Regions from separate parts of the Homo sapiens genome. Here region 2 is linked to region 1. The links are chromatin contacts, found by Hi-C or POLR2A ChIA-PET in ENCODE. All regions are on one chromosome and are shown on one strand. Each heading gives the region's core, a stretch centred on a gene start or an enhancer-like site at or near the end of the contact. The rest is flanking DNA. Distances are from core to core; before and after follow the strand shown. Region 1 overlaps LOC102723575 (a long non-coding RNA gene). Region 2 overlaps STX3 (syntaxin 3).

Region 1 (6,782 bases), core at 1,893-4,392:
TCTCTGAGCCCTCTTCTCGACTAGGCCTAGACCTTGGCCTCAGTCCCATCCTCAGCTTGCAGATAGTCCAGTTTTTTTAAGTATCCTTCTAACTCAATGTATCAGAAATCCCTCTGACCCTTGATATCTGATCACCCTTGTCCACCCTCAGCAAGAATCCTGTTAATTCAGCAAGAATCCTGATAATACCGAGAATCCCCTTACCCCTGATGTCTCCTGTTACTAATTTTCCATCCACTGACCCCACCCCACCCCAATTCTGCTCCTTTGCTGTAAATTCCCAGCTGTCTCTACCACATTTGGAGTTAAGCCCAATCTGTCTCTTCTCTTGCAATAATCTTTTCTTTAAGAATACCTCCTGGGAGTAGGAGAGAGAAATATATAAAAATAAATAACAAACCAAGTGTGGTGGCTTATGGCTTTAATCCCAGTACTCTGAGAAGCTGAGGCAGGAGGATTGCCTGAGCCCAGAAGTTGAGACCACGGTGGGCAACATAACAAGACCCTGTCTGTCTAAAAATTTTTAAAAATTAGCCGGGCATTGGCCGGGCATGGTGGCTCACACTTGTAATCCCAGCACTTTGGGAGGCCGAGGTGGGTAGATCACGAGGTCAGGAGTTCGAGACCAGCCTGACCAGCATGGTGAAACCCAGTCTCTACTAAAAATACAAAAAATTAGCCGGGCGTAGTGGCACGTGCCTGTAATCCCAGCTACTGGGGAGGCTGAGGCAAGAAAATCGCTTGAACTCAGGAGGCGGAGGTTGCAGTGAGCCGAAATCTTGCCATTGCACTCCAGTCTGTGCCACAAAGCAAGAGTCGGTCTCCAGAAAAAAAAAAAAAAAAAAGCCGGGTGTGGAGAATGTGCCCCTATAGTCCCAGCTGCTTGGGAGGCTAAGGCAGGAGGATGGCTTGAGCCCAGGAGTTGGAGGCTGCAGTGGGCTGTGATTGCATCACTGTACTCCAGCCTGGGTGACAGAGCAAGACCCTGTCTCTAAAATAATATAAATAATAAGTAGCAAGATGCCCTGACCTCCTTCACCTTCACACCACAAAACTGAATGGGCCTGGAAGGGTTGACCAGTGCCACTGAGGCTGCAGCTGAAGTCAAGAAAGCATTGCAGAAAAAAATTGTATCCAAACTGTCAAGAACAGGGAGTAGTTGGTTTTATTTTATTTTATTTTATTTTATTTTATTATACTTTATGTTCTAGGGTACATGTGCACAAAGTGCAGGTTTGTTACATATGTATACATGTGCCATGTTGGTGGGCTGCACCCATTAACTCATCATTTAACATTAGGTATATCTCCTAATGCTATCCCTCCCCCTTCCCCCCACCCCAAAACAGGCCCTGGTGTGTGATGTTCCCCTTCCTGTGTCCAAGTGTTCTCATTGTTCAATTCCCACCTATAAGTGAGAACATGCAGTGTTTGGTTTTTTGTCCTTGCAATAGTTTGCTGAGAATGATGGTTTCCAGCTTCATCCGTGTCTCTACAAAGGACATGAACTCATCGTTTTTTATGGCTGCATAGTATTCCATGGTGTATATATGCCACATTTTCTTAATCCAGTCTATCATTGATGGACATTTGGATTGGTTCCAAGTCTTTGCTATTGTGAATAGTGCCACAATAAACATACATGTGCATGTGTCTTTATAGCAACATGATTTATAGTCCTTTGGGTATATACCCAGGAATGGGATGGCTGGGTCAAATGGTATTTCCAGTTCTAGATCCTTGAGGAGTCGCCACACTGTCTTCCACAATGGTTGAACTAGTTTACAGTCCCACCAACAGTGTAAAAGTGTTCCTATTTCTCCACATCCTCTCCAGCACCTGTTGTTTCCTGACTTTTTAATGATCACCATTCTAACTGGTGTGAGATGGTATCTCATTGTAGTTTTGATTTGCGTTTCTCTGATGGCCAGTGATGATGAGCACTTTTTCATGTGTCTGTTGGCTGCATAAATGTCTTATTTTGAGAAGTGTCCGTTTATATCCTTTGCCCACTTTTTGATGGGGTTGTTTGATTTTTTCTTATACATTTGTTTAAGTTCTTTATAGATTCTGGATATTAGCCCTTTGTCAGATGGGTAAATTGTACAAATTTTCTCCCATTCTTTAGGTTGCCTGTACACTTGATGGTAGTTTATTTTGCTGTGCAGAAGCTCTTTAGCTTAATGAGATCCCATTTGTCTATTTTGGCTTTTGTTGCCATTCCTTTTGGGGTTTTAGTCATGAAGTCCTTGCCCATGCCTATGTCCTGAATGGTATTGCCTAGGTTTTCTTCTAGGGTTTTTATGGCTTTAGGTCTAACATTTAAGTCTTTAATCCATCTTGAATTAATTTTTGTATAAGATGTAAGGAAGGGATCCAGTTTCAGCTTTCTACATATGGCTAGCCAGTTTTCCCAGCACCATTTATTAAAGAGGGAATCCTTTCCCCACTTCTTGTTTTTGTCAGGTTTGTCAAAGATCAGATGGTTGTAGATGTGTGGTATTATTTCTGAGGGCTCTGTTCTGCTTCATGGGTCTATATCTGTTTTGGTACCAGTACCATGCTGTTTTGGTTACTGTAGCCAAGTTCGTTTTAAAGATAATAATGAGGGTAGGGGAGAAGATACCAGAAAGACGACAAGGGCTGGGGCACCAGGGAAGGGAGGAAATGAAGCAAAAGATAGGCTGGAGAGGGAGATGAAATCTCAGAGGGCTCTTGTGGGTGAGGAGATGGAACGTGACATTTACACTTTAGAGAAGTCACTCTGTTTGCTGTGTGAAGCATTGATTGGAGTGTGCAAAACTGGAGACAGGGACACACTTGGTATTCCAGGACAGAGACGACAGAAACCTGAACTAAGTAGCAAAATGGAGGAGAAGTCGTTGTGAAACCGCCCAATGGGCTCACCTTACCCACTGCCTAAACAGAGCCGATTCCTCAAGACAGGGGAATCGCAATAAAGAAATAGCCATTCACGCAAAGCCGGCTGAGCGGGAGACCGGAGTTTTATTTTTACTCAAATCAGTCTCCCCGAACATTTGGGGATCAAAGTTTTTAAAGAGAATGTGGTGGGAGTGCAGGAGCAGTGAGTTGGAGAGTGCTGATTGGTTGGGTCGGAGGTGAAATTACGGCGCGTCCCTGTCTTCCTGCGCTGAGTCAGTTCCTGGGTGTGAGTCACAAGATCAGATGGGCCGGTTTCTCGATATGGGTGGTGCCAGTTGATCCATCAAGAGTAGAGTCTGCAAAACATCTCAGGCACTGATCTTGGGAGCAGTTTAGGGAAGGTCAGAATCTTGTGGCCTCCAACTACTTGACTCCTAAACCGTAATTTCTAATACTGTGGCTAACTTTAGTAGTCTAGTCTCCAGGCAAGAAGGGAGTTTGTTCTGGGAAAGGGCTGTTATTGTCATTTTTTAAAACTATAAACTAAGTTCCTCCCAAAGTTTTTTCAGCCTGCGCCCAGAAATGAACAAGGACAGCTTGGAGGTTAGAGGCAAGATGGAGTCGTTTAAGTTGGACCTCTTTCACTGTCTCAGTCATAATTTTGCAAAGGCGGTTTCAGTTGCAGACAAAAGGATCCGCAGGCTCCAGTGACTGTCTGCATGGCGGGAGAAAACACAAGGTAATCGCTCAGTGTCTGGCTGGAGTCCTGGGTAGATGGTGATATCATTCACCAAGAAGGGAAATAACAGAAGGAGCCCATGTTTGGGGGGAAAATTATATGTTCTGTTTTAACAACTTAGGCTATGGGTTGAATTCTGTCCCCTTGAAATTCATATGTTTAAGTCCCAACCCCCAGTACCTTAGAACATAACTTTATTTGGAGACAGGATCTTTACAGAGGTAAAGTTAAAGTAAAGTTAAGATAAAGGTAACGTTAAAATGTGGTTATTAGGGTAGGCCCTGATACTATATAATTGGTGTCCCTTACAAAAAGGGGAAATTTGGAGACCAAGATGCCCATAAAGGGAAGACGGTGTGAAGCGATAGAGACAGAGGACAATGATTTACAAGCCAAGGAGCAAACAGATTTGATATGCTTAGCAATTAGCATTTTCTAGAAATGTCCCCAAGGAAAAGCCTTATTGTTCTACGCAAATTGAACCAGACTTACCTGGCAATACAATAACAGTAGATGACATTTACTCTGTGCTTACTATACACAGATCATTTAATCCTAGCACTTTGGAAGGCTAAGGTAGGCGGATTACCTGAGGCTGGGAGTTCAAGACCAGCCTGGCCAACATGGTGAAACCCGGTCTCTACTAAAAATACAAAAATTAGCTGGGCGTGGTGGCAGGTGCCTGTAATCCCAGCTACTCGGGAGGCTGAGGCAGGGTAATAGCTTGAGCCCAGGAGGTGGAGGTTGCAGTGAGCTGAGATTGTGCCAATGCACTTCAGCCTGGCCTGGCCAACAGAGCGAGACTGTCTCAAAAAATAATAATAATAATAAATTAATTAATAATAAATAAATCTTCTCCAGAATCATGTGAGCTATTGTCCCCATTTTAGAGGAGGAAGCTAGCCCATAGCAGTTAAGCAACTAGCCCAAGGTCACATAGACTGGTATATACTGTGGTAAGTTCACACAACCAAGAGGAGATAACACTGAACCTCGATTTGGCTCTGGGGTTGCCTGTGTTGAATCTCTGGAGTCTACACCACACTGCCCAAAACTATGCTGTTTATGAGAAGGGAACTAACCCAACCTAAGGAACGCAGGAAAGCAGAAGGGAGTTTGATGAACTCAAGGAGGATGTGCAGGAAAGTCTAGGTCAGCAGAACTTCTGGAAAGTTCTAAGGAAAGGACATTAAGCAACATGTTACAGGCAGGACCAGCTTCATTTCTGGAATTGTTGGGATTTTACCAGGGTGACCGATTTATGCATACACACCTAGATTATCCAGAGTGCTATATAAAATCCCTTTAAAGAAGTCCATCTTTCCTATCTCATGCCAGTTATAGAAATTTCATATGGATCAAAGTGGTACCGGAAAGGGGTCCCAATCCAGACCCCAAGAGAGGGTTCATGGATCTTGCACAAGAAAGAATTCAGGGCAAGTCCATAAAGTAAAGTGAAAGCAAGTGTATTAAGAAAGTAAAGGAATAGGACAGGCGCGGTAGCTCATGCCTGTAATCCCAGCACTTTGGGAGGCCAAGGAGAGTAAATCACCTGAGGTCAAGGAGTTCAAGACCAGCCTGGCCAACATGGTGAAACCCCATCTCTACTAAAAATACAAAAATTAGCCCGGCGTGGTGGCTCGTGCCTGTAGTCTCAGCTACTGAGGAGGCTGAGGCAGGAGAATCACTTGAACTCAGGAGGTGGAGGTTACAGTGAGTCGAGATTGCACCACTGCACTCCAGCCTGGGCGACAAAGCAAGACTCCATCACCAAAAAAAAGAAAAAGAAAAAGAAAAAGAAAAAAAAGCAAAGGAATAAAGAATCACTACTCCTTAGGCAGAGCAGCCCACTAGGGCTGCTGGCTGTCCACCTTTATGGTCATTTCCTGATTATATGCTAAACAAGGGGTGGATTATTCATGAGTTTTCTGGGAAAGTGGGGGACAATTCCCAGAACTGAGAGTTCCTCATCTTTTTAGACCATATAGGGTAACTTCCTGACATTGTCATGGCATCTGTAAACTGTCATGGTGCTGGTGGGAGTGTCTTTTAACATGTTAATGCAGTATAATTAGCATATAATGAGCAGTGAGGGCACCAGAGGTCACTCTCTTTGCCATCCTGGTTTTGTGGGTTTTGGCCAGCTTCTTTACCACAGCCTGTTTTATCAGAAAGGTCTTTATGACCTGTATCTTGTGCCGACCTCCTATCTCATCCTGTGACTTAGAATGCCTTAATCTCCTGGGAATGCAGCCCAGTAGGTCTCAGCCCTATTTTACCCAGCCCCTATTCAAGATGCAGTTGCTCTGGTTCCAAGGCCTCTGACAGAAGGTTGAAACATTAGAAAATGTTTAACTATACAACAATCAGGAGAAAATATAGAATAATTTTTGAAATATAATCTCAAAGTGAGTAAGTATTTTCTAGGCAGGAAATGTTAAAAGCCCCTCTCCTGCACCCCCCCCAAAAAGATGATGAAATTGACTTCAAAAAAATGTTTAATTTCTACATCGCACGGAATATCAAAAATATAATCAAAAGACAAATGGCAACTCTGGATACATTTGCAAAATATATCCTAAATCTGAATTTACAAAGAGCACCTAAAAACCTATTTATTTATTTATTTATTTAGAGACGGAGTCTCGCTCTGTCACCAGGCTAGAGTACAGTGGCACGATCTCGGCTCACCGCAACCTCCGCCTCCCAGGTTCAAGCGATTCTCCTGCCTCAGCCTCCTGAGTAGCTGGGATTACAGGTGCATGCCACCACACCCAGCTAATTTTTGTATTTTTAGTAAAGACAGGGTTTCACCATGTTGGCCAGGATGGTCTCGATCTCTTGACCTCATGATCCGCCCTCCTCGGCCTCCCAAAGTGCTCAGATTACAGGCGTGAGCCACTGCGCCCGGCCTAAAAACCAATTTAAACATAAATTAACAGAATATATACATAAGAAAATTGAACAAAAGAGGTGAACAGATAGTAGGAAGAAAGGAAGCTTTTAAGTACATGAAAAACGTTCAACCTAACTCACAATAAAAAAACACAAAATAAACCATTTCCAGCTGACTCAAAATTCAGTTATTTTCATTTGAGAGAGACAGGAAGAACAAGGGCTTTCATATTGGTGTGAGTGTAATTTGATACAAGCTGTTTTG
Region 2 (6,782 bases), core at 2,624-5,123, 240 kb after region 1:
AGAAGATATAGGAGCCTTCCTTAGGCGTTTACCTGGTTCAGGAGACAGGATTTAGTATTCCTGAGTTCAAACCTCAGTTTTGCCTCTTTCTGCAGTATAACCTGGAGTAAATTTCTCTACTTCTTTGAGACTCGATATTCTCATATGTATAAAAAGGAGATGATGATGGTAGCCTCATAGAAGTATTGTGAAGTGCATAGCATCATTTCTGATACAAGAATATGTTTAGTCAATTTTAGTTCTTAAATATATGAATATGCAGAGTAATTTTAGATGTCAGTATACTTAACCCCAGACAAACACATGCAATAGCCCTTAAACTTTTAGATTGGGCACTTGTCAGTTTCCTATACCCCTTCCCTGCAATTGCCTCATGATTTTTTGATTATGTGGCAAATGCACAAAAGGAAACCACATGTAGCTGCCATTTCACACCATTAAATACTCAGAAAGTCACCTTTGAGGAAAACCAGTACTTCTAAGAAAAAGCAAAGCCACGAAGTTCAAAAAAAGAAAGCTCTATGGTTGGCCACTTGCCCATCCTGAGGTCCCAAAAAGGTCCTGTGATTATTTGGTGAACTGACTAAATTGCTGTGAAATCAGATTCCCTGAAATGCCTCCAAATAGAAAGGTTGATGCGGTCAGAGGAAAGAGACCAGCTACAGTGGGTGGAGGATGGGTGGGGTGGAATGGAGTGCTCCCTGGGCCTGGGAAGTCCCGTAGGCAGGTTGCGGATAGAGCACCCAGGACCAGTTCTCCTGTGCATAGGGCAGGGTGAGTATCAGCCATCCAGTCTCCAAATGCCTGTAGTGACACTGAGCCTGAGGCCTGCCAGTCTCATCCTAGAAACTTCCTATCTCTTCCTGTGCTTCTACCATTGACTGAACTTTGGGTCAGAATACTCTTCAGTTTATAAAATAATTTTCCAGATGAGAGAATTTCTGTGACAACCAATCTGTTGAACATGCAAAATCTAAGTCCTTCATGACTTGTTAAAATTTAAAATTTGATAAACTCATTTAAAAATGTTTAGTGTGTTTTCTTCTAGAAAGCCTTTTTCCCTCCCTCAATCCTGTAAAACAGTGTAATTGCTTTGGCAAGACAGTTATGTGGTGGAACTGGAAACCATGGTGTGATGCAATGACATGAGTTCTAAGAGGGGCCAGTAGATTCTGAGGTGGTCACACCCCTAGAGTCTGTGAGTGTATTAGTTTGTTTTCATGGTGCTGATAAACACATACCTGAGACTGGGCAATTTACAAAAGAAAGAGGTTTAATGGACTTTCAGTTCCACGTGGCTGGGAAAGCCTCACGGTCATGGCAGAGGTCAAGGAGGAGCAAGTCACGTCTTACATGGATGGCAGCAGGCAAAAAGAGAGCTTGTGCAGGGAAACTCCTGTTTTTAAAACCATCAGATCTTGTGAGACTTACTATCATGAGAACAGCACAGGAAAGACCCACTCCCATGATTCGATTGTCTCCCACTGGGTCCCTCCCACAACACATGGGGATTATGGGAGCTACAAGATGAGATTTGGGTCGGGACACAGAGCCAAACTGTATCAGTGAGTATCATAGGTTGTAACAGAGGCCTTTTTTATAGCTGGGTAGGGCTGGAATGCTGCTAAACAGTACAGATAATTAAAAAAATTAACTCTTCAATCTAATGGAAAAAAGCTTCCCAGTTGGAGTGTGGAGGGCACTATTTGCATGCTGTCCCTACCACTAGCTATGTGACCTATAATTTCTTTAAACTTGTTTCCTCATTTGAATAATGGTACTGGTCCAGTCTTATAGGTTGCTTTGTAAACTCTTAAAATGCTTCACAAATATTTGGGTAGTTACCTGTATGTATGTTTACACTCCCATGATATTATTACATTGTAATTTTATTCTACATCTTTCAGCAAGCAGCTCTACTCTTAAACTCTGGCACATCTAAGCCAATATATTTATAGAGGGGAAAATCCTGTGCTCCAGTGGCAAAAGTACTGATTTGAGGGCTAGAGAGCTCAAGTATTGTTTCTCCTATTTTCTTTCTTTTCCCTTTTTTTTTGTTTGTTTTTGAGACAGAGTCTCACTCCGTTGCTCAGGCGGGAAATGCAGTGGCATGATCATGGCTCACTGTGGCTTCAACCTCCCAGGCTCAAGGGATCCTCCGTTTTAGCCCCCTGAGTAGCTGGGACTACAGGGGCATGCCACGATGCCTGGCTGATTTTTGTATTTTTTGTAGCGACGGGGTTTTGCCATGTTACCCAGGCTGATCTTGAACTCCTGGGCTCAAGTAATCTGCCTGCCTCGGCCTCTCAAAGTGCTGGGATTACAGGTGTGAGCCATTGTGCCTGGCCTCTCCTATTTTCTATTGAATATGAAGAGCTATAATCAGGTTTTGAAAAAGGTGAAGTGTCCACAGGAAAAGAGGGATGCTGGAAGCTGCATATGCATTGAGTTTTATTTTTGTTGCATCTCAGATGTTAGGATCCTACTGTATGACATTTTACAAGATTTCTGTTTGTCAATTGTTGCAATGTTGATGTGCCCTTCACTTTGAGAGTGAAGCAGATAGACCCTACAGGTGCTGAGGTCTCTCCTTCCTGCCCTGCTCCCTGTACATAGGCTTCCACTGCAGCAGGGCTGTGGTACCAGTGGCATGGGCACCTATGAAGCGGGGAGCTGAGGCTGCAGTCAAAGCTCACACAGGAATGTCTGACAGTGGCGTTCTACCTGGGAATGAAGTGCTGCTGGAAATATTTTATGATACTCACAGCCTTGTACAATCAGGAGCCTTAGAAATATGCAGAAATGGGCTGTGGCTCGAGCTACTGGGTCCTGATCGTCTGAGGAAATCAGTTAGTACAAGAACATATGTGTCCTAGAGAAGCTTGGGCTGTCTCCTGAGACCTTCATTGCCTAGTATCTCTCTTTTTCTCTCCTTGTTTTCTTTATCTGTTTCTTTCTTTCTTTTTTTTTTTTTTTTGAGGCAGTCTCGCTGTGTCGTCCAGGCTGGAGTGCAGTGGTGCGAACTCGGCTCACTGCAAGCTCCACCTCCCGGGTTCACGCCATTCTCCTGCCTCAGCCTCCCGAGTAGCTGGTACTACAGGCGCCCACCATCACACCAGGCTAATTTTTTTTTTTTTTTTGCATTTTTTAGTAGAGACGGGGTTTCACTGTGTTAGCCAGGATGGTCTTGATCTCCTGACCTCATGATCCATCTGCCTCGGCCTCCCAAAGTGCTGGGATTACAGGCATGAACCACCGCGCCTGGCCTATCTGTTTCTGTCTTTCTCTTCCTCTCATTCTGTGTTTTTCACTCTCTAGGTTTGTTCTTTTCCTTTCACTTCTTTCTTTCCTTCCTTCCTTTTTCCCCTCTCCTTCATCCTCACTCTTTTCTGTTCTCACTTTTTGGGCTTTAAGGCTCTGCCTGCTAAGGTCTGCTGATTCTCCCCCTCTGATCATTCTTCATGGTTTTTCTTAGCTCTTCTTGACTTTGGCCTGAATCCTTTCATCCAAAGTGGGTGAATGTATTACTCTTAGGGAGCAACAAGTATGGATTTTTAACAACTGTTCTGTTGAGATTACTTTATCTGACCATGGAAAGGGTACTCACTGGGCAGCTGAGGACTTTAAGTCATTATCTTCTTCCACAAACCCAGAAGATGGGCAGCTTTCACCAGCAGCTCTGCCAAACGTTTATCTCAGCCATGGACCTGTACTTCCTCTTTGATGATGAAGGTTATTGTCTTTCTGATTATAGATTGAGGAAACTCGGCTTAACATTGACAAGATCTCAGAACATGTAGAGGAGGCTAAGAAACTCTACAGTATCATTCTCTCTGCACCGATTCCAGAGCCAAGTGAGTGTTTACTTAGAACTGAGTCATCCAACAATCACCCTTTCCTTGGAGCTGAGCCAGCCTTGTTTTCTTGCCCTTCGTGAGCAGTAGGGAAGTGTACAAGTTACAGGGCACTAGTGTACATATTATCTCATTTCCCTCCCCTTTACCTTACCTGAGCTCCTACTGCCTGGCCACAGTCAAGGTTTTGTCTTCATGGTCCCACTCCAACCATTTAGCTAGACTTTCCTGTTTCCCAGCTAGTCCCTCTTCCTGACTGGCGACGATTCCCACTGCTGCTTACATACCCTGTGCCCTGTCCCTCCTCTGAGCCTCTGCGTGTACTATTTCCCCAGCCTGAACTGCTTTTCCTAGCCCTCTTTCTGAATCCTACCAGATCAAGTCCATTTTTTCTTTCCATGAGGTGTTCCAAAATGGTTCGAGTTCACAGAAATTCCTTCTATCCCTAAACTCCTGTTTGTTACCACCACCTAGGCAAACGTTTTTTCTCCCCTAATTGTTTGCATGGGTGTCCAACCTTTTGGCTTCCCTGGGCCACATTGGAAGAAGAATTGTCTTGGGCCATACATAAAATACACTAACACTAACGATAGCTGAAGCGCTGAAAGAAAGGTTTGTGCATAATTTTCCTGATATCTGCCACTACAGATAAGCAAAAAAATCCGTGCGTTCCACGGTTTGGACACGGGTGGTTTAGGGCTATATTTTTGGTTCCTTAAGAACAGGGAACAAGCCTGACACTGTCATTCCACTCTTTCATTTTTCCCATGGGCCCTCTTACCTAAAGACTGAAGTGGGAACACTTTAGCAGAGCATATGGGCATTGTCTTGATCACATTCCTGCCTTCCCAGCCAGCCTGTCTCCTGCCATCCTCCTCCTGCTTCCCACGCTTCAGCCAGAGCAACTCTGTCTGGTTCCCCAGGCATTTCCTGTTCACTCATACCCTTTACTTACTGTTTCTTCTCGTGGAATTCCTGCTTTTAGTCTCTTTCTCTACCTGGCCAACTCACAGTCCTTGAGACTCAGTCCTGCTCATCTCCATCTTTAGAGGCTTTTCCAGATCCCTCCAGGCTGTGCACACCTTGACCAGAACTCATACCTTACTCCACGCTGCATATTAGAGCTGCTGATTTATTTCTCCTTTGTCTCCCACTAGACTCTAACACCTTGCAGGAAAAATCTAGATCTTCTTTCTGATTCCATAGTTTCTAGCTCTGTTCCAAAGTTGTAGTAGGGGCTGAAGGATGGCTTTTGAATGAATGGTTATAGCTAACACTTAGTTTGCTCCATACAACCTAGGATGTGTGTAGTAGGTATGTCATAAATATTTGCCTCATTTTAAGTTGATTAGCCTTGGTTGAAATCTATTTTCCCCATAAGCTCCCTAGAACCTTCTCAACCGAAGCTCCCGTGGTAGGCTCTTTCCTCTAAAAGCAGAGTTTCCACAATTTTATGTGCTGCAGGATTACTCAGGAGGGTTGAAAGAGCTGATTTTGTGGTTCCAACCCTGGGTATTTTTATTCTGTAGACTGAGATGGGGTGCCTGGAAAATGCCTTTAAAAAAATAAGCACTCTGTGATTCTAATGACAGATGCTGGGGAGTGCGTAGGGATAAATACCATTCTGGGCAGTGGATGCCCGATAAAGCTCCCCTCCTCTGATGATGATTGCTGTAGTTCACAAAGGAATCAGTCCTCTCCTTTCTAACGGATTCTGCCTGCCTTTATTTACCCAGAAACCAAGGATGACCTAGAGCAGCTCACGACTGAGATTAAGAAAAGGGCCAACAACGTCCGGAACAAACTGAAGAGTAAGAAGGGAACAAAGAAAACAAGGCCGTCCCCACCACCATCTATCTCAGCTCCCCTAGGGTCCAGCTTTCCGAACTGAAACTCCTCTTGATGGAAGTGACACCACTTGGTCCATCTTTGCTTGTGGTTTGGGCTCTGTCCCCGCAATGATCCATTGTAGCCCCAGAAATTTACCTTTTCTTAAATCCTGACTGTACTGGAAAGAGTCCAGAATTGAAGCTAGGAGATGAGAATTAAAATGTGCTTTCAGCTGCTGAGTAGTTTTGTGACTTGGTCCTTTAACTTAGTCTTTCAACTTGTCTCTCTTTTTTTTTTTTTGAGACGGAGTCTCACTCTGTCCCCCAGGCTGGAGTGCAGTGGTGTGATCTCGGCTTATTGCAACCTCTACCTCCTGGGTTCAGGTGATTCTCCTGCCTCAGCCTCCTGAGTAACTGGGACGCACCTGGCCCATCAACTTTTCTCTTATTGGTCTTATTTCCCTGGCAACTACATACTTTTTTTTTTTTTTTTAAGACAGAATCTTGCTCTGTTGCCCAGGCCAGAAGGCAGTGGCTCAATTTTGGCTCACTGCAATCTCTGCTTCTTGGGTTCAAGTGATTCTCATCCCTCAGCCTCCCAAGTTGTTGGGATTACAGGCATGCACCACCACGCTCAGTCAATTTTTGTATTTTTAGTAGAGACGAGGTTTCGCCATGTTGGCCAGGCTGGTCTCGAACTTTTCTGGCCTCAAGTGATCCACCTGCCTGGGCCTCCCAAATCGCTGGGATTCCAAGTTTGAGCCACAATGCCCGGCCACCTACATACATTTGAATAGTCATTTTAGAGATATATAAATGCAAGAGATATCATTCAGTCTACAGATATTTCTTGGTGGGCTAGGCATACCACCTTCCCATACCCTCACTCCCCCCATTTGGGAGAGTATAGTTCAATGAAGCTACTGTCATAGATTCAGTTCTTCCAGAGCCTAGAAGGTTTACTTAGTTCTGTTGCTAGAGCCTGCATTCTTGCCCAGTGTATTTGGTGCATGCATGCTATTGATCAGAAGAGAAAGCATTATTGCTCAGCTCAATTTACCATTTCTTCCCCCCAAGTATATTGCAATAACTATTTTAA

Evidence for each region. Hi-C counts contacts between places; a loop is a spot of excess contacts on that map. ChIA-PET counts read pairs that join two places held with the same protein, here RNA polymerase II (POLR2A). Pooled maps may share reads with other maps.
Region 2: a loop to region 1 is called in a map of Calu3, with 3 times the contacts of the local background. The contact joins two enhancer-like sites. A Hi-C loop is called at or near these places in 4 of 168 maps with a recorded cell type or tissue (Calu3, GM23248, Panc1 and 1 more) and 3 of 50 pooled maps. POLR2A ChIA-PET finds 5 or more read pairs at or near these places in 6 of 52 experiments (CD8-positive, alpha-beta memory T cell, Caco-2, GM12878 and 3 more).

What each region holds. Positions count from the first base shown.
Region 1 is chr11:59,542,354-59,549,135 of GRCh38, forward strand. It overlaps LOC102723575 (a long non-coding RNA gene), which reads left to right. Exons shown (of 4, transcript XR_950136.2): 3 at 3,444-3,622. Among named protein-coding and RNA genes, the nearest start is that of TRV-TAC1-1, 5.0 kb to the right of the region's middle. RefSeq lists an enhancer at 2,685-3,884. Within about 2 kb of position 3,143, at least 2 of the 41 ENCODE cell types and tissues checked have a DNase peak (open chromatin) inside an H3K27ac peak, as active enhancers do; they include HCT116, where a contact is called at or near this core.
Region 2 is chr11:59,783,283-59,790,064 of GRCh38, forward strand. It overlaps STX3 (syntaxin 3), which reads left to right. Exons shown (of 11, transcript NM_004177.5): 3 at 3,755-3,854; 4 at 5,591-5,665. Among named protein-coding and RNA genes, the nearest start is that of MRPL16, 24 kb to the right of the region's middle. Within about 2 kb of position 3,874, at least 13 of the 41 ENCODE cell types and tissues checked have a DNase peak (open chromatin) inside an H3K27ac peak, as active enhancers do; they include HCT116, where a contact is called at or near this core.